Regions from separate parts of the Homo sapiens genome. Here region 2 is linked to region 1. Evidence: read pairs that join two places in POLR2A ChIA-PET (ENCODE). Cell type or tissue: CD4-positive, alpha-beta T cell. All regions are shown on one strand. Each heading gives the region's core, and the rest is flanking DNA. Links, peaks and the distances in the headings are about the cores only. Region 1 holds the start of LOC124905134 (a long non-coding RNA gene). Region 2 has its middle 7.3 kb from the start of LINC01589.

What was found. ChIA-PET counts read pairs that join two places held together with the same protein. Peaks named below come from ENCODE experiments on the same cell type or tissue, not always from the same donor. Only the 100,000 strongest peaks of a DNase experiment are listed, where the experiment ranks them.
Region 2: POLR2A ChIA-PET joins it to region 1 with 12 read pairs; 2 of 35 experiments call an interaction of 5 or more read pairs at or near these places.

What each region holds. Positions count from the first base shown.
Region 1 is chr22:46,008,562-46,018,709 of GRCh38, reverse strand. It overlaps LOC124905134 (a long non-coding RNA gene), which reads right to left and starts at 5,129. Exons shown (of 2, transcript XR_007068136.1): 1 at 4,900-5,129; 2 at 3,212-4,213. It also overlaps the pseudogene LOC730668. RefSeq lists silencers at 4,598-4,687, 4,838-5,027. In CD4-positive, alpha-beta T cell, for the core only: CTCF peaks have their summits at 4,976 and 5,181; DNase peaks (open chromatin) are centred at 4,449 and 5,079; H3K4me3 peaks cover 1,499 bases; H3K27ac peaks cover 1,052 bases; H3K27me3 peaks cover 224 bases.
Region 2 is chr22:45,607,834-45,617,981 of GRCh38, reverse strand. No RefSeq gene overlaps it. Among named protein-coding and RNA genes, the nearest start is that of LINC01589, 7.3 kb to the right of the region's middle. In CD4-positive, alpha-beta T cell, for the core only: no CTCF peak of the experiment used is centred there; DNase peaks (open chromatin) are centred at 5,341 and 8,921; H3K27ac peaks cover 920 bases.

The DNA of each region.
Region 1 (10,148 bases), core at 1,172-9,171:
ATGAACTCTGAGATGGTTCAGTTGTCTACCCTGCCACACCTGTCATTCCTGGAGTGCTCTGGCCCTGGATGGTTTTCCCTGATTCCACTCCTGATTCCAAAGCTGCTATGATATATTAGCTACAATACCCAGTTTTCAACTGAAAATTACCAGATGAAGAAACAGGAAAACGTGTTTCATAAAGGAAGCTAACAGTTGTAATCTCTGGGCCCAGAATTTAGATTTAGCAGTTACAGACTTCAAAGTATCTGTTATATATATGTTTGAAGAATTAAAGAAAAATAGGTTCATGGGAAAATATGTTCAAGGAATTAAATAAAAATATGATATCAATGAGTGAAGAGAGAATTTGCACAGACAAATGGAAACATTAGTGAGAATTATAGAGCTGAAAAGGACAATAATGAAATTTTAAAAATTCATTAGACGGGCTCCAGTTCTGGAGATGGCAGAAAAACAAAGGATCAGTAACGTGAAGACAAATCAGCAGAAAATATTTAACTCAAAGAAAAGAGGAAAATAGAATTGGAGTAAAAAGGCTGGGCACGGTGGCTCATGCCTATAATCCCAGCACTTTGGGAGGCGGAGGCGGGTAGGTCACCTGAAGTCAGAAGTTTGAGACCAGCCTGGCCAATATGCCAAAACCCCGTCTCTACTAAAAATACAAAAATGAGCCAGATGTGGTGGCAGGTGCCTGTAATCCCAGCTACTTGGGAGGCTGACGCAGGAGAATTACTTGAACTCAGGAGATGGAGGTTGCAGTGAGCCAAGATTGTGCCATTGCACTTCAGCCTGGGTGACAGAGTGAGACTCTGCCTCAAAAAAAAAAAAAAAAAAATGGAGAAAAAAGAAGAGAATGGCGGTGTCCTCTTGGACAGTACCAAGCATCACAAATACATGTAATTGGAGTCCCAGAAGGAGAGGAGAGAGACATAGAGGCAGAATAAATTTGAGTAAATAATGGTTGAAAACTTCTCAGTATTAATGGAAAGGATTAACTTGCAGATCCAAAAAGCTCAACAAACCCCAAGCAGAGTAAACGCAAGTAAAATCACTCCTAGGCAAATCACAGTCAAATTTCTAAAAGTCAAAGGCTAAGGAAAATTTTTGAAAGGTTTGGAAGAAAAAAATGAAGTGTCCAATAAAGGGGAATTATATGACACAACAGCGAGTAGCTTCTTTAAAAAGAGGGAGTGCAAATCCAGAGGCTGCCTCATTTATCTAATCAGAGGCCCAAGAGTAGACATTAGTGAGAAGGAAAGATAATTAATATTTAGTGATACATTAAACAGGAATCCCCTAGAACTGAAGGAAGAGGTGAGTCCTCAGATTGGAAGTGCTCAGTGAATGCCAAGTAGGACAAATGAAAGAACACAAATTAAAATCTCAACATTCCACTAGAAGGTACCTCATAATGGAATTTCAGAACATCTAGGATAGAGAGAAAAAAATCTAAAGCTACGAGTAAAAAAAAAAAATCCATAAATCTACTAATAAATAAAAGCTACTGGTTCTAGAGAAAATTCATCAGATTGACATCAGATCCTCATCAGTCATAAGCAGTGTTCCTATTTACCAGCAATTGCAAGTTAGAAGATGTAACAAAACTTAAATCTCCCATTTATGGTAGGGCTAAAACATACAAGAAACCTGACACTAAACCTCTCAAGGACAAAAGAGAGAGATGGGATTTCTGTGACAAGCTGCTTCTGTAATTCATATGGGAATGGAAATGTCCAAGAATAGTCGGGACTATTTGGAAGCAGAAGAAGAAGATGGTGAGAACTTGCCCTGCTAGATTATAAGATGTATACAGGAATTAGGCCGGGCGCGGTGGCTCTGCCTGTAATCCCAGCACTTTGGGAGGCCAAGGCAGATCACCTGAGGTCAGGAGTTTGAGAGACCACCCTTGCCAACATGGTGAAACCCCGTCTCTACTAAAAATACAAAAATTAGCCGGGCATGGTGGCAGGCACCTGTAATCCCAGCTACTCAGGAGGCTGCGGCAGGAGAATCACTAGAACCCGGGAGGCAGAGGTTGTACTGAGCCAAGATCATACCACTGCACTCCAGCCTGGTTGATTTCATTTCCAAAAAAAAAAAAACAAAAGCAAACAAACAAACAAACAAATGCATAAGAAAAGCAATACTTTTTTCTTTTTCTTTTTTCTTTTTTTTTGAGACGGAGTCACACTCTGTTGCCCGGCTGGAGTGCAGTGGCACAATCTCAGCTCACTGCAACATCTGCCTCCCGGGTTCCAGCAATTCTCCTGCCTCAGCCTCCTGAGTAGCTGGGATTACAGGTGCCTACCACCACGCCTGGCTAATTTTTGTATTTTTAGTAGAGACAGGGTTTCACCTTGTTGGCCAGGCTGGTCTCAAACTCCTGACTTCAAGTTATCCGCCCGCCTCGGCCTCCCAAAGTGCTGGGATTACAGGCATGAGCCACCGCACTCAGCCGAAAAGCAATACTTTAAGTCAACTTGCAAAAAAAAATTGAGTGTGTTTCTATATGGGTTGCAAAGATGTCTTAAACAAGATACAGAAAGCACAAATCACAGATGAAACCATTGGTTAATGATAACATCACTTCAGGACAAAAGACAACAAAGTGAAAAGACAAGTGACATAGAGCAAAAAAATGTCATAGACTTGGAAATGGGCTTAAGGCGGGTGTCCTTTCAGTGGTGTGCTAAGTGGCATCTGTCTAGTGACCCCGCTGGGAATGATCTCATTCGATGGGGTCCTTCTTCAACTGCTATGCTATGGACTCAGCTATTTTACAACTCTGTCAGGGGAGAAATTAACTTATAGAAAACCAATTATAAGGCCAATGATCCTGCCCATAGAATGCAAATGAATTTTGCTCCATAGAGACTGAACTGAATTCTGTCCCATGGAAAAGATAATCCCAAACAGTACACTTTATTGCTCTCTATGATATTAAGCACTTTGCACCAATAAGCAAAGCTGTTTCAGCTTTCCTTGTTGCCTACACATCTGTCTTTCCAATTCTCCTTTGAACTGGTTTTAACCTTACTGGTTCCCTTATTAACGAGTTAAATAAAATCTTAGGTGTGTTCAATTTGTATTTGCATGAGAACCATGATTTTGCCTCTAAACATTAATCTTTATCTATAAGAATTTGAATTCATAATATATGTAAGAACAAAAGGAGCTCCTATACATTAACAAAAAGACAAAAATCCAATTAAACACGAATGAAGTTTTTATGCAGAGAAGAAATAACCTCATTAGTAATCAGAGAAAGTAAAATTAAAACAACAGCTTCTCATTTTTCACTCACAGCAGGTTTCAGCTGCTCTGAAGTTGTGGCCGTTGTCAGGATAGGGCCTGGGAACTGGGGAGGGGCTGGTCAGGGCAGACTTATCTGTGAGGTCTGAATATCTTTAAAAAGAAAGATCCTCTGGGCTCCTGGGGGCGGGGTATAGGGCCGCAGGGGACATTGGCAGTCGCCCAGGTGAGAGGACTCAGATCTGGGTACATTTTATTGTAGCAGAGATACTGCACAGGGGGAGTCCAGATGGCTTGGGGCATCTGGGGTTCTGGCAGTGACATCCCTGGGGGCTGACATCTGCCTCTGCCCTGAGGCCTGCAGAAGGAGTCCAGTCTTCTCATGCCAACTAGCGAGACAGAGGTCGGAAGTCACGAGCAGCCCCCCTCCAGAAGTGGCCGGTGCCCTGGTTCAGCTCCAAGAAGCCCTCATGGGTTGGGACATTGCGGGAGGCACTCTTGATGTCAGCAGGGTGACCCGGTGGAGATGTGGGGCTGCTGCAGGTGGCTGGGGGTGGAGGTCCTGCCGCTGTGTGGACATAGACTCGCCAGAGACCGCGGAGGTGCGTGCCTGTCTCCTGGCCCAGGCCTACTGCTGCTGGCACGGTCCTCTCCACCCAGCCCTCCTTCTCTGGGCAGCTGGCCTCGGAAATATTGGAAGGGATAGCCGTGCGCGGTGGCTCACGCCTGTAATCCCAGCACTTTGGGAGGCTGAGGCTGGTGGTTCACTTGAGATCAAGAGTTAGAGACCAGCTTGACCAACATGCTGAAACCCCGTCTCTACTGAAAATACAACATTCGCCGGGCGTGGTGGCACACGCCTGTAATCCCAGCTACTTGGGAGGCTGAGGCAGGAGAATCGCTTGAACCGGGGAGACGGAGGTTGCGGTGAGCCGAGATCGCGCCACTGCACTCCAGCCTGGGCGACAAGAGCGAAACTGTCTCAATAAATAAATAAATAAATAAATAAAAATACAAGAAAGGAAAAAGAAATATTGGAGGGGACTTGGGGTCCAGGGCTGGGCAGGGCTGAAGGCGTAAACATGTGAGAGTCTGGAGCCGGATGAGGTCACGAGAAGACAGGCGGGACAGGGACAGCGCCGTGGGTGCCACTCGAGACACAGGGTGGGCGGGGCCGGCCAGGCCTGGAGCTGGCTGCCACCGGCTGCGGCAGGAGGGAGCTGGCTGCCGCCATTTCAGTGGAGGGTGGCGACAACCCCAGTCTGGAGGGGGCTGAGACCTGTGCTGGGGGCCGCCCGGGGTAGATCCTGTCTTGAAGGTCTGGCGGTGGGAGGGAGGGAAGGTGGCCGCGGGTGGAGGTGGGCGTGGCGCCAAGGGCGGTGTTCCCTGAAGAGCGAGAGTCGGAGCCCGCCGGCTGCCGCAGGGAAGGGAGCGGCGGAAGATGCGGAGATAGAGGGAGGTTCCCAGGAAGGCAGAGGGAACGGGCAGGCCCGGAGGAGCAGGCGGGAATGTGGAGGGGGGTTGGAACCGCAGCACAGAGGGTTTGGGCGCACAAAGGTGAAGGATGTCCCCCGGGAAGCCAGAGGGCACGGCAGCAACTTGCCCGGGTCCCAGGCCTGACTTTCACACACCCCCACCCTGCACCTGGACGGTGACGATCTGCTGGGCCCGGTGGCGCCTGGGAAGGCGGCCGGGGGGAGGTCCGAGTTACTGGAAAGTGCAAGTTCCAACCCAGAGCTGCGCTGAGCAGGGCCGGGCTGCTGGGGCGCCCAGGGCTGCAGGTCCTGGCGGGGCCTCTGGGAAGGCGGAGGGCGCTGACTCAGGCCCTGACTCACCAGGGGCTGCCCTGCGGGGGATCTGGGTCCGCCGAGTCCGGGGAACCTCTCAGGTCTGCCCCCCAGCGACCTTTCCTGGGAATGTTCCAGAGCGGTTCTTACTCCTTCCTGGAGGGTGGCTTCTTTCCTTCCTCCAGAGTTCAAAGCCATTTTCTGCACTTGGCCCCATGGCCTCTGAGCTCAGAGTTCACCCCTCATGGAGCTGGAAGGGACGGTTTCTAGAGAGGCCTCCATGCTTGGACCAGGATGAAAATCCTTCACCATCTTCAATGCAACAAGCTGTTCACGGACCCCCAGTGCCATTCTCTCATTCGTGTGTTCAGGCGTCCCTCATGCCCTCACTCATTTATTCAGCCCATGTGTTCACTGGGGGCCCCGTGCAGGGCTGGGGACGCTGCCATGGAGGAGGCGGAGGCACCCTTGCCCCAGAGGGAGCTCCTGTGAATTTCACTGCCAGCAGCTGGGAGGCTGGTGAGAGACTGTGGAGCCTGCGTCGGGCCAGGCCGGGGAAGGCCTCCTGGGTGATGAGGGCGGAGGTGGGTGCAGCTTGGTGGAGGCCAGGAAGCCCCGAGAGGAGGCCGCCAAGGCGTGGTGGGTTGGGGCAGGTGAGGGCAAGGGGGTGGAGATGGGCACAAGGCCTGGCTGGCACCATGGAAGGTGCAGCCACCCAGACCCCCAGAAGGAGGCTGAGTGTGGGGCCGCAGGACACCTGGGGGCCATGGGACAGGAGGGAGGCCCTGAGGCAGTGCCTGCCTGTGGGTTCCCCACCCCTACACCCCCCATCTCAGAACTCCCTCCAGGGCACACAGTCCTCAGCCGTGGTCCCTTCAGGGTTGGCCCGAAGGTCCTGGCTTCCGTGGGTCAGCCCCATCGATCCAGAGCATAAGGTCCAGCCCATTCTGCCCAACTCAGGCCAGCTCTGGTCCCTTTGAGCTGCAGAGCTCGCATAGGGTCAGGTACGCACAGGGTCCAATTGCTGCCCCTGCCTACGCCTGTGTCCTTCCCTTCGGTCCCCAGTGTTGGCTCCAGGGCAGCCCTGACATCCTGCTGGTGCAAGCTTGCCTCGGAGGCAGCTTCCGGGGGCCCATGTGGCTGCCGGGTCAGCAGAGCATGCTGCTGCCTGCCCCTGGGCTCCAGGCTGTTGGGCTGAGACCCCACAAGCTCCCCTGCAGGCAGGCCGGTGGTCCAGCCCCAAGTGGGGAAGTGGCAGCGGGAGGGGTGCTGGGAATGCCACTGCCAGGGAGCCCACAGTGACACAGACCAGGGAGCTTCTGCAGGCCTGGGAGCTGCTCTGTAGATGGCACCCCTTGCCCTGGGCCCCATCCTTATCTCCTTTCTCCTTAAAATCAGAGCCTCTCCCCTGCAGGCCAGCCCAGTGTCCCTCAGCTCTGGGTCCTTCTAGCCTCAGTGCCCCTTGGCTTCCCATGCTGCTGAATCACAGTGATTGGGATGACAGGGTCCCGCCTCCTCTGCCTCTGAGTTCCAGGACCGCAGACGCCATTGTAACCCACGCACCCGCAGAGGCCTGTCTATGAGCTCCTGTCGTGCTCTGGGTCTCCCCAGAAGCCGGCCCTGAAGCAAAGATTCATGTGAGTGGCCCCGGGAGGGAGGGCCTCGGCCAGTCCAGGGCACTCCGCTAGTGGAGTCAGCCACCGCCTGGCCCTGGGCTCTGTCTCGGGAGCCTGAGCCGGGAGGGCAGGCCTCTGAGTTGCCCCTGTGGAGGGCTTTTGTCCCCAGCCCCATCCCTCCCTGGGGGAGGACCGCCTCCCGCACTGCACTCTGGCATTCTGGGTTTGCCTGGCTTGGGGCCGAAGACAGCATCTGTCCACAGTAGCAGCAAAAATACCCTTCACACATGGGCCCAGGACTGGTCACTCTTTGGGGGTGCCCCTTGGGAGGGTGGAAGTCCCACGGGATATGTTGCTGCTGAGCCCCAGTCACTGTGGCTGGACAGAGAAACCCTATTCCTTTATCCGCTGAGATCCTGCTGTCTTCATTCTCCTGAATGGCTGGGCAAGGGAACTGGGTGCCAGAGGGCAGAACTGGGGTAGTGCCTGCCCCGGCCCTCCCAGCCTCTCCCCTCCACTCCCTGTCCCCACCGCCAGCCCCAGCTTGTTCCCCAGAGACCCAAGGGACAGGCTGTGGGGCCTGGCAACTCAGCCCCGACGGGCCCAGTCTAAACCGGTGTTCCGCCAGGGAGGCCCATTTGGCCGTCCGGTTGCCTAAACAGCCCAGCCTTTGTCCGGGGCGGTCACAGGCGCTGTTTGCTCAGTGCCCGGCTTGTTTTTCCCAGGCCAGTGAGGCAGGCAGAGGCACCGGAGCCATGGAAACAGCACAGACCACCTGTCCTGCCCCAGCTCCGCTCCCGCTCGGTTGCTTTCTCTGCCTCTGTGGACCTCCTGGTGCGCTGGCCCTATCCCAGCTGGGCCCTGGGCAGAGCAGGACTCACTGTCTTGCCCCCGCCCACCCTGGGACTTCAGCTGGGCCCAGCACAGAGAGAGCCAAGGGGTTTCTGGAGCTCTGGAGTCCCTCCACCTGCTCTCAGCACTCACCAGACGCAAGCTCTGTGGACCATGGGGACTGAGGGCTCCTTCCTCTGCCCCCCGGCACTCCTTCCCCCAGCCACTCTCCTGGGGAGGGGCCAGGGATGAGGCCAGCTCAGGGAAATACTCTCTGACCTGAGTTGCCCCAACAGGAAATAGGCTATCTTGAAAGGTGGTGAGTTCCCTGTCATGTGAGGCATGCAAGGGTAGACTCCTAGGGCTGCTATAAGGGAATCTTTATTGTATGGGAGGGGACATTAATGGATCGAGTGAGTATAGAAAGAGTTCTTTCTTTTGTTCATTCATTCACTCCATTTATTGACTGACTCATTGATTCATTCAGAAAACACCAGTGGTGTGGCATCCATCCTCTGGCCTAGGCTGGGTGCCAGGTGCAGAACATTCAACCGTGAGACTGCAGTCATGACTCCTGCTTTCATGGCAGGCAGAGTCACATGGGTAAGAGGATGTGGGGGAGACACACATGAGAATGAACAAGGCCTCCAGGAAGGTGGGGTAGGAGCCGAGAGGGATCAGAGAGATTATGAGTTTCGTGCCCTATTCCATGGGTGGAAAACTGAGGCACAGAGGGATACTCATGCCACATAGAACCTGGATAACTCCCCAGAGCTTCTGGGTCCACAGTCATCCAAGCTGCAAACGCCGCTGAGAATCCTGAGGAGGGGAGGCTCCTTCCAGGTGTTGGGAGTGGCTTGGGAGTGCTCCAGCAACCCCGCATGCCCCAAGCACTGCTTATGGGCCAGGCTGGGGTGGGGAATGCTGAGAGCACTGGGGAGAACCTGTTCTTGGGACTGACTTCCAGATTAAGACAATCTTGCTTCGAGGGGCTGTGTGGCTGGCTTTAAGCACCAGGAAGTTCTGATCTTCTCACCTGTTCTAGTTAATTAGTGCTGCATAACAAACAGCCCCAAAACAGTGACTAAAACTACAGCCACTTTATTACGCTCAGGAATTCTGTCCTGAAAGGGCACAGTAGGGACAACTCCACTCTACTCTGTGTGGTTCAGTGGCTCACCCGAGACAACTCAAATGGCTGGGGGCCGGGACACCTGCTGCTGGTGGATCCACTTCCAAGATGGCTTCTGCATTCGCATGGCTGGTGCCTGGGCTGGGCTGGCTGGAAGGCTGGAACTGTCAACCAGTGCACCCCCATGTGACTCCTCATGGAGCTTGGGCTTCCTCACAGCATGGAAGTCTCAGGTTGTTGAACTTCCTTCTTAGATGGCAACTTAGGACTCCAAGTTATAAGCCATATGGTCTTTTATGAGTGAGCCTTGGAAGTTACCCAACAACACTTCTGCCGCATTGTCTTGGCTGAAGTAGTCACAAGCCCACCTGGATTCAAGAGGAGAGGCCATAGGGCCCACGCTTCAATGGGAGAAGGACCAAGGACTTTGCAGCCATATTTAACACTGCCACACTAGCCTCCAATTTCCTCCTTTCCTCTCTGAAAATTCTGCCATCTGCCAAAGTTGGGCTTAAATTCCAAGCCAGAAAAACTTCCTGCTAATTCCTATCCCCAGTAACACTTCCTGCCCACCGCTGCATTCTTGGTTATGGTTGCTCTAATAAGTAATGGGGACAGTCATGAATGTGATGCCCCTCACTTGGCAACCATGCCCATGTGTTCACACATGTATATTCTTCTTTGGTTCTTAGAGTAATCCTGTGAGGCATTTTAGATGAGCGAGTGGGCATCTCACATGGAGTTTTGCGGGGTGAGTAGGAGTTTTCCTGACAGACAGGGTTTGAGGAAAAGTATGATGAGCTTGGGCACATGTACAGTTGGGTGGGGCTGGAGGACAGTGTCACTGACTTGAGGCAAGAGGCTTCTCTGTGGAGAAGTGCTCCACACAGTCCTCTGTTTTAGGAAGACTCCTCTGGCCCAGACAGTGTGAAGGCTGGAAGCTGGCCTGGGGGAGCTGGCACTGAGGCTCATTCATGGACCCCCACAAGTGCCTGTCTGCCTGTGCCTCCTACGTGGTTTCACGAGTCCTTTCAACCATTATCTGGGTGGGCATTGTCAACCCATTTTACAGATGAGAAAGCCGGGCTGGGCGCAGTGGCTCATGCCTGTAATCCCAGCACTTTGGGAAGCTGAGGCGGGCAGATCACTTGAGCTGAGTTTGAGACCAGTATGGGCAACATAGGGAGACCCTGTCGCTACAAAAATGAACCAACAAACAAAAATTAGCCAGGCATGGTGGTGTGCACCTGTGGTCCCAGCTACTCGAGAGACTGAGGCGGGAGGATTGCTTGAGCCCAGGAGGTAGAGGTTGCAGTGAGCCATGATCGCACCACAGCACTCCAGCCTGGGTGACAGAGAAAGACCCTATCTACAAAACACACACACACACACACACACACACACAAAACAGATGAGAAAACTGAGGCACCAAGAGGTGTTTCTGGAATCCAAACTTGGCAGGAAGGCTAGGAGCAGGGTTGGGAGCTGCCCTTGTCTCCTCCACAGGCAGGAAGCTTGTCCTCCCTC
Region 2 (10,148 bases), core at 1,394-9,393, 400 kb after region 1:
AAAATTTTGAAGAACAAAGTTGGAAGGCTTATTCTGCCAGATATCAAGACCTACTATAAAGCAACCCTAATTAAGCAAAGGTAATTAAACAGTGTGATATTTGCATGAAAATGGACATATAGGCCATAAGATAGAATCGAGCGTTCAGAAACAGACTCACACATAGATGGCTACGTAATTAACAATAAAGTTACCTGAGCAAGTTAGTAGAGAAGAGGATGGTCTTGTCAAAAAACGATGCCAAATTGGATATCCATGTGGAAAAAAATGCAACTTGGTCCCTACCTCAAATTATGCACAAATTTTAATTCAAGATGACCTATATTAATGTAAAAGGTAAAATAATAAAGCTTCTAGAAAAAAATATAATATCTTCATGATATTGAGATAGGCAAAGATTTATTAAACAGGACACAAAAATCGTTAACCCAAAGATTAATGATTAAGATTGACACATTAGACTTGATCAAAATTAATAACTTCTGGCTGGGCACAGTGGCTCATGCCTGTAATCCCCACAGTTTGGAAGGCTGAGGTGGGTGGATCACCTGAGGTCAGGAGTTCGAGACCAGCCTGGCCAACATAGTGAAACCTCATCTCTACTAAAAATACAAAAATTAGCTGGGCATGGTGGCAGGCACCTATAATCCCAGCTACTCAGGAGGCTGAGGCAGGAGAATCACTTGAATCCGGGAGGCGGAGATTGCAGTGAGACAAGATCGTGCCACTGCACTCCAGCCTGGGCAACAAGAGCAAAACTCTGTCTCAAAAAATAAATAAATACATAAAAATAAAAACAAAATTAAGAACTTCTGTTTATCAAGAGAAACCAATGAGTGCATGAAAATGCAAGCTGCAGACTGGGAGGAAATGTTTACATTCTGTATATTCAATAAAGGATTCCTATCCAGAATATAAAGAAACTTTACAAATCAGTAAGAAAAAACAGACTGATTAAAAATGGGCAAAAGACTTAAACAGGCACTTAATGAAAGATGATATCAAATGACCAGAAAGTATGATAAATGGAGCTGAATATCATTAGCCATATTTTTATTGTATTGTATTGTATTGTATTGTATTGTATTGTATTGTATTGTATTGTATTGTATTGTATTTTTTTGAGACAGAGTCTCACTCTGTTGCCCAGGCTGGAGTGCCACTGTGCCCGGCCCATATCTTTTAACAAAAGGAACTTAAAACCACAATGAGACACTGCTCAAAAAGGCTAAAAAAGTACTCAGTCATATAGCCAACTAGAATGGCTAAAATGAAAATGACACCACCAGTGTTGGTGAGGATGTAAAGAAAATTCTCATAGAGTGTTGTAAATTGGTAGACTTTTTGGCCTACACTGCAATTCCGCTCCTGAATATATACCCAACAGAAACTGGGGGGAGGGGGTAGTCACCAAAAGACATGGACAAAGAAACCCATAGCAGCTCTGTGTAAATAAATTGTGGTTTATCCCTGCAAGGGAATACTACACCACAATAAAAATCAATGGACTCCTCCTATACCCAATACCATGGAGGAATCTCACACACATAATATTGAACAAAAGAAGCCAGATACTGAAGAACACACACTACATAATTCCATTTATGGGAAGTTCAAGAGGAAGCAAAAGGGTGACAGGAGTCAGGATGCCTCTAGAGGGCTGTGCACTGGCAGGGAAAGGCATGGGAGACTCTTTTGGATGCTGGAAATGTCCAATATCTGGGAGGTGAGTACATAGGTCTATACAAATATAAACATTCCTTAAGCTATACACGTAAAAGATGTATGCACTTCACTGTATGTATGTTAAACCTCACTTTTTAAAAAATGGGCCGGGCGTGGTGGCTCACGCCTGTAATCCCAGCACTTTGGGAGGCCAAGGCAGGCAGATCACGAGGTCAGGAGATCGAGACCATTCTGGCCAACATGGTGAAACCCTGTCTCCACTAAAAATAAAAAAATTAGCTGGGTGTGGTGGCACATGCCTGCAATCCCAGCTACTCAGGAGGCTGAGGCAGGAGAATCGCTTGAACCAGGGAGTCAGAGGTTGCAGTGAGCTGAGATTGTGCCACCGCACTCCAGCCTGGCAACAGAGCAAGACTCTGTCTCAAAAAAAAAAAAAAAAGGAAAAGAAAAAAAGACCAGCCTGGGCAATATGCTGAAATCCATCTCTACAAAAAATTTTTTTTAAATTAGGCAGTCGTGGTGGTGCACGCCTGTAGTCCCAGCTACTCAGGAGGCTGAGGTGGGAGGATGGTTTGAGCCCGGGAAGTTGAGGCTGCAGTGAGCCATGCTCCCGCTGAAGTAGAAGGTGGGACTCAACTCTGAAGGTGGGGCTTAGACATGTGACTAATTGAGGACTAACAAGGAGAGGGGATGGCAGAAGGAGCTTTCCATAAGACACAGTCACCTGTGTGCCATGTTAGTTTACCATTGCCATGGCAACACCCAGAAGCTACTGCCCCTTTCCATGGCAACGACCAGACAACCCAGAAGTTGACACCCTTATCCTACAAATTTCTGTGTGAACCACCCCTCAATGTACATATAATTAAAAGTGGGTATAATGTGAGTGCAGACCTGCCTCTGACTGCTGCTCTGGGCACACTGCCTATGGGGTAGCCCTGCTCTGCAAGGGGCAGAACCTCTGCTGCTGCTGTGTACTGCCACTTCAATCAAAACTGCTGTCTAACACCACCGGCTCACCCTCGAACTCTTTCCTGGATAAAACCAAAACCCTTCCTGGGCTAAGCCCCAATTTGGGGGCTCACCTGCCCTGCATCATTGCTACTGCACTCCAGCCTGGATGAAAGAGCAAGATGCTGTCTCAGGCCCAGTGTGGTGGCTGACACCTGTAATCTCAGCACTTTGGGAGGCCAAGGCGGGTGGATCACTTGAGGTCAGGAGTTCAAGACCAGCCTGGCCAACATGGCAAAACCTTGTCTCTACTAATAATACAAAAATTAGTCAGGCATGGTGGCACGTGCCTGTAATACCAGCTACTTGGAAGGCTGAAGTAGAAGAATCACTTGAACCCGGGAAGCAGAGGTTGCAGTGAGCTGAGATCGTGCCACTCCACTCCAGCCTGGGTGACAGAGCGAGACTCCGTCTCAAAAAAAAAAAAAAAAAAAAAGATGCTGTCTCAGCAAAAACGCTAAAGCTAAGACCCAAGTATAGAAATCACCTTTTAAAGAAATTTCGTAGCAAAAACAAACAAAGAAAAACAAACAAAAAACTTTCTATGAGGTTGAACAAGTGTTTTCTTAGCTTCCTGCATGCACTCTTGTGGGAGAACAGCTCTGTCCTGGCCTCTGCGTGTGTGCAACCCAGGTCACATGGGCTGGGTTTGAAACACAGCTGGCCTGAATCTTGGCTGGATGTCTTGGGGTCCTCCTGGACCATGAGAACTTGGGGGGCTTGTGAGGAGCTGCGACAAGACTGTTTCTCATTGGCTTCCCTCTCTACCAAGGAGGTTGTCATGAGACTCTGGATGTCTGGTTTCTCCCAGATTCAGAGGAGGTATGAGACTTTCTGCCTGGTCTCCCCACCCCTTGGGGTATAGCCAGAGGACCTGAAACCTCTTAGCTGCAGTCTCAATGGGCTCCTGCGCAGTGGAATACCCTGGCGTCTGTGCCATTGCCCTGCACAAGGGCCATGGGGAGCTGGCACCTGCAGCTGCTCTTCCCTTCAGTCTCTAAGCAAGCAGTAAACCAAGGCCAAAGAGGACTATTTGCCCCTGTACTGCTGGTTCTGCCAGCCACTGGCCTCACCTTGCCTCATGCTTGACAGTTTGTTTTGTTTTTTTTTTTCTGAGACGGAGTTTCACTCTTTTGCCCAGGCTGGAGTGTAGTGGCGTGATCTTGGCCCACTGCAATCTCAGCCTTCCAGTTTCAAGCAATTCTCCTGCCTCAGCCTCCCAAGTAGTTGGGATTAGAGGCACCCGCCACCACACCGGACTAATTTTTGTATTTTTAGTAGAGACAGGGTTTCGCCATGTTGGCCAGGCTGGTCTCAAACTCCTAACCTTAAGTGATCCGCCCGCCTCGGCCTCCCAAAGTGCTGGGATTACAGGCGTGAGCCGCCGCGCACGGCCGTGCTTAACAGTTGTTATGCATGAAGTGGATTGTTCATATTCCAAAAGAAAAGGAGAGGTTAAGCCAGGCGACTGGCATTGGCTATGTGCTAACTGCGTACTGAACACTGCGGCAAGCATATACATGTCACTGAGTTTACTTGTCACAGATTTGCCTTTAGTTATCTTGGATTGTGATCACTGGCCATCTCCATACTGCTTCACTCGCTTCGTTATCATCACTGCTGATTTTGGGGTCACGGCCTGCCATCCAGCTGGACAGAACACCCAGGCCATGTCCTTAGAAACTGGCCCTTCGGTGTCTGCAGGATGCCAGCCAGCACAGTTCTCAGAAGGAGACGGTGATCATTGTCCCTTCGAGGCTCCTTTCTCCATGAATGGAGGGAAGTGCAGAACCGGTCCGAATGGGCAGGATGGTGTCTGGAGTTTTGTTACCGAAACAGACAGGACTATTTTTCACCATAGGCTGAAGGGGAGGAGGATGGTGGACGGTGACCAAGCATCACCGAGCCCTTACTAGGTCTCGGGTACCATGCTAGGCACTTCCACCGGTGCTGCCACCATATCCGTCTCAGAGAGGCTCAACAGCTCGCCCCCACCATGCAGCTTGTCAGTAGCAGAACTGGACTCCAATCCAGGCCATTCTGGCTCCCCGGTCCGAGTTCTTCCCACCACTGTGCTTTGGCCAGAAATGTGCATCACTATTGTTAGAGCCGGTTGCCACGGAAACGGTGTCTCTGCCCTGCATCAGGCTGGCCACAGTCACCTCCCGCTCAGGAAGCAGCCCACAGACCCACCGAGTCAGGCACCAGCCAACGGGCGGGCCTGGCCTCTGTCCACCTCTGTCCACAACTGTGCTGTTTCTGGCTCTGAGGGCCCCTGAGACCGGGAAAAACAACAGCAAGTCCCCGTGGGGTCCTGACCAGATGAAGTCTCCCACTTTGCCTCGTCTGTCACCAGCCACAGCTACGCGGCGGGCGCACCATCATGCAGCAGCCACCCTTCCTGTTTTCCTCCTTCCCCAGAGAAGGATTGCTTCTTTTTTCTTTCTTCCATGCCCCTGTATTCTAATGGTAGCTCTCTCCCCGAGTGGTTGACAAGCACAACTGTGGCTGATGATATAATATGACTAATAATGGGGAAGCGGTGTGAATACCCAGAGGCCAAAGAGAAAATAAAACAGCGATGACAGTCGCTGCTACATTTACGGTATTTCTTTCCACCGAGGCCTGCGGGCTAGCCGCTGCTGGGGCGGGGGCCGGTCACGAGGAGTTGCTAGCAATAGGCTGCGTCCTGTTGTTGCACGAATGATCTCAACTCCTGCTCTGGGACAGGGGTTTGCTCGCTCATCAAATTACAGCAGGCTTGTGTCAGCTCCAGCTGGTAGCTGGGCAGCATTTGCACTCTGGGTGCCTCCTGGGAGAAGCCTGGAGCGCAACTCACTTCAGTAGGAAGGGAGGTAAATGAAAACCTGGAAGCTGCGACAGGAGCCCTCTACTGAGAAAAAGAAACTGCAGAAATCGGCCTAGGGCAACTCTCCGTAAGACAGAAGTTTTACAATGTTCATTTTCAGGTGATTTCTTTTTTCTTTTTTTTTTTTTTTTTTGAGACAGAGTCTTGTTCTGTTGCCCAGGCTGGCGTGCAGTGGCGTGATCTCGGCTCACTGCAACCTCCGCCTCCTGGGTTCAAGCGATTCTCCTGCCTCAGCCTCCTGAGTAGCTGGGACTACAGGCGCCCGCCACCACGCCCAGCTAATTTTTGTTTTAGTGGAGACTGGGTTTCACCATGTTGGCCAGGCTGGTCTCGAACTCCTGACCTCAGGTGATCCTCCTACCTCGGCCTCCTAAAGTGCTAGGATTACAGGCATAAGCCACCTCATTCAGCCTTTTTTAAAAATTTATTTTTATTTATTAAACATTTTTCAAAGTGGTAAAATATACATAAGATAAAATTGACCATTTTAATCATCTTTGAGCGTATAATTTTCAGCAGCACTAAGTTCATTCATATCGTGGTACAGCCTTCACCACCATTCACCTCCATAACTTTTCTCATTTTCCCTAAGTCCCCATTAAATACCAGCTCTCTGTCCCCCTCGCCCCAGGCCCTGGCACCCACCATTCTATGAATGCTTCCTGTCTCTACGAATTTGACTCCTCTAGATTCCTCATCTGAGTGGAATCATACAGTATTCGTCCTTTTGTGACTGCGACTCTTATTTCACTGAGCACAATGTCCTCAAGATTTATCCATCTTGTGGTCTGTGTCCGAATTTCCTTCCTTTTTAGGGCTGAATGATATTCCATTGTATGAACAGACCACATTTTGGGTTTGTTTGTTTTTCTTTTTTTGAAACGGAGTCTCACTCTGTCACCCAGGCTGGAGTGCAATGGCGCGATCTCGGCTTATTGCAGCCTCTGCCTCCCGGGATTCAAGTGATTCTCCTGCCTCAGCCTCCCAAGTAGCTGGAATTACAGGTGCATACCACCACACCTGGCTAATTTTTATATTTTTAGTAGAGATGGGGTTTCACCATGTTGCCCAGGCTGGTCTTGAACTCCTGACCTCAAGTGATCTGCCTGCCTCGGCCTCCCAAAGTGCCGGGATTACAGGCAAGAGCCACCATGCCGGGCCTGGTTTTCTGTTTTTTTGAAATAGGGTCTTGCTCTGTTGCCCAGGCTGGAGTGCAGCTGCGTGATCTCAGCTCACTGCAACCTCCCACCCCCCAGGCTCAAGTGGTCCTCCCATCTCAGCCTTCTGAGTAGCTGGGACTATAGGCATGCACCACCACATCCAGCTAATTTTTTTTTCTTTTTTGGTTGATATAGGATTTTGCCATGTTGCCCAGGCTGGGCTCAAACCCCTGGGCTCAAAAAATCTGCCATCCTTGGCCTCCCACAATGCTGGGATTACAGCCATGAGCCACTGCACCTGGCCATAGATCACATTTCGTTTATCCGTTTGTCCATTGGTGAACAATTGGGTTGCTTCCGCCTTTTGGCTATCGTGTAGGGTGATTTCTATTATGATACTCTTTACCTTTTACAAAATTATTTGTATACTAAAAGCATAGGTTGCTTTTATTCACGTTAGTGAAGTTAAATAATGGCCAACTTCATTGGACCCTGCTTCTAGAATTCATTTCTCTTATGAAATTGAAACGAGCTTTGTCTTAAACAGTTTGGTGCATTGAGAGAAAATTAAGAAAACACAAATGATGAAAACAAAACGTAGTTCAGTAAATTTGCAATAAACAATGAAAGAAACTTGCTTTTACTGGGCCTGAAAGACCCCGTGCCAGCCTTCACGTTATCCTGCTGGTAAGTCCCGTAACCACCACTGTGTCTCATTCATCACTGTATCTCTGGGCCTAGCCCTGTACCTGAGTTATAGGAGACATGCCGAAAAATTTTTATTTTTTTAAAAAAGGAGAGTGAGGTGACATTTACTGAGAACTCACAAAGGCACGTGCCTGGGAAAGGAAGAGAAGAACTGGAACAGATATTTTCTGAGCTCCTCTTCCGGACCAGGCACCGTGCCCACGTTTTGTAGTCACCATCTTGCTTCATACTCCCCAAACTCCTGCAAGGTAGTAATTATTAGGCTCACTTTTCAGATGAGAGAACTGATACAGATGAAAAAACTCTCTGGGAGGATCTTGAAAGAGTTGGTAAAAAGTGCTAGATATTGGGTTTGGTCCTACCAGGAGTAAGCGAGGAAAGGGCTCTTTTCCCCGGGGAGTTAATATCAGACTTGCCCCCTCCAGAATATTGGGAATGGTCTCCTCGGCTAAATTGATTTAGTGTGTTCATGCCAAGCCCTTCCTAGGCCTTGTGTCCATGCCTGGTTATTGTTGTGTGTTGTTTTAATTTCATGCATATTTTATTTTTTAATTTTATTTCATGCATACAGGCATTTGCACATAATAAATGGTCAATAGAGATTCACCAAGTTGAACTGAATGTTGTTTGCAAGGAGGAAGGATTGGTTCCACAGTGTCAAAGTTTATCGAGACCTTAAACCAAAGGTAGCCTCTTCTTTCTGCTTGTCATGGAAAGAGCACAGGAGGCCGGAGGGTAAGAAACAGCTTGGCCGTGTCCTACTCTGGGGGAGTTTCTTCGTTTCTGAGGCTCACATTTGTCCTCTGCAAAATGGTAGTAATGATCTCAACCTGGCAGTGTTGTTTGGGGCTGGTGAAGGCCAAGTTGCTGCTGTTTCTCTAACGAAGGTCATCCCTGTCCAGTTAGAAATGTCCTTTCTTTTTCTTTCTTTTTTTTCTTTTTTCTTTTTTTTTTTGAGATGGGGTCTCACTCTGTCACCCAGGCTGGAGTGCAGTAGCATGATCTCGGCTAACTACAACCTCTGCCTCCCAGGTTCAAGTGATTCTCCTGCCTCAGCCTCCTGAGTAGTTGGGACTACAGGCATGTGCCACCACGCCTGGCTAATTCTTGTATTTTTAGCGGAGGTGAGGTTTCACCATGTTGGCCAGGCTGGTCTCGAACTCCTGACCTCAGGTGATCCGCCCGCCTCGGCCTCCCAAAATGCTGGGATTACAGGAGTGAGCCACAGCGCCCGGCCAAAAGTGTCCTTTCTTTTTAATGTCTATTAGAAACAGGCTGTGCTTCTACCTCTGAGCTCCGCATGCCTCTTTCCTCTCACCCCTACCCCACTCCTACCGTGCCTCTCACTGAACACCCAAGGTACCCATTCTCCAGGGCATTAGCCCACCAAGCTGGGCCTCACATCCAGCTGCAAAGATCACCCAAAGCTCTCTGTGCCATGATGAGCTGGCATTGGTCTCACTGTCGTATGACAAACAGGAAAGCTAGCAGGAAAGCCACAGACCGACCTAGTAAGCTTTCTCATGTTACCCTAGGTTAGTCATCGCTGCCAAGTTTTTGTGGCACAGAAAGAAAAAAATAAGCCCCCTCTTAAGCCCATGGAACTGAAGAAGACTGGAATGTGGAGAATGCCCAGTCCTCCTAAATCCCAATTGGAATAATCATGCTGGAATAGATTTCTTCTTGTTCACTCAAAACACTAAGGTTCTCAACAGCAAGTCACCATCACCACAGGCCAGAGCGGATTCACCCGACCTCAGCGCCGTTAGCATTCGGTCCTGGGATGCCAAAGGCTTTCTCTGCTGGGATCTGAGTTTGGGGGTTGAGGTGCTCAAGTTTCCAGGGCGATGCTTCTGGAGGGGTTTTACCAGTTTCTAATACCGAAGGCTCAGGGGAAGCAGTTTCAACTGGGGGCCTCTCTAATCTAGGGAGACAATGGAGAAATAGTTTCTTGTGTGCAAAGCCACTCTTCACACTGGGACGGGCTCTGCTCCCTAGAGCAAGAATTAAACACCTGCTGTGTATGCACAGGAAAGGATGTTCAAGAGAGTGCTTTCTGGGGAATCTGGAGATTTCTTCTCAGATCTGTCTGACTTTTCCTGCAAGAAATGCAGAAAAGGCTGTTGCCTTTTAGGAATGATCAGGAGCACCGTCTACTCCACCGGCTGACTTGAATAACTCACCCTCAAAGGTGCAGGAACCAGGACAAGGTGACCAGGGTGTGGGACTCAGAGAGCTACAGTCTCACGTGACGATGAAACGTCAGGTTCAAAGTGGCTGGCTCATGTCGCTGTCATATTTGGCTCTGCTAACTGCGTAGATTTCCCCATGTAGGATGTTAGGACTTGACTGTTTCCCAAAGTGGCTGGCTCATGTCGCTGTCATATTTGGCTCTGCTAACTGCGTAGATTTCCCCATGTAGGATGTTAGGACTTGACTGTTTCCCAAAGTGGCTGGCTCATGTCGCTGTCATATTTGGCTCTGCTAACTGCGTAGATTTCCCCATGTAGGATGTTAGGACTTGACTTTCCCACCGAGGACCTTAGAAGGGGCGTTCAATGGCCATTTCTGCTGCGACATTTCAGTAGCTTCTGGGTCCCACCCTCCAGGCAACCTCTTCTTCCTCAGCCTGGTTCTGTGACCTTGTGCCCCCTGCCACTCCTCCATTCTTAGCTCCACATGGGGCACCCACATCTTCCCCCTCCCAGAGCCCC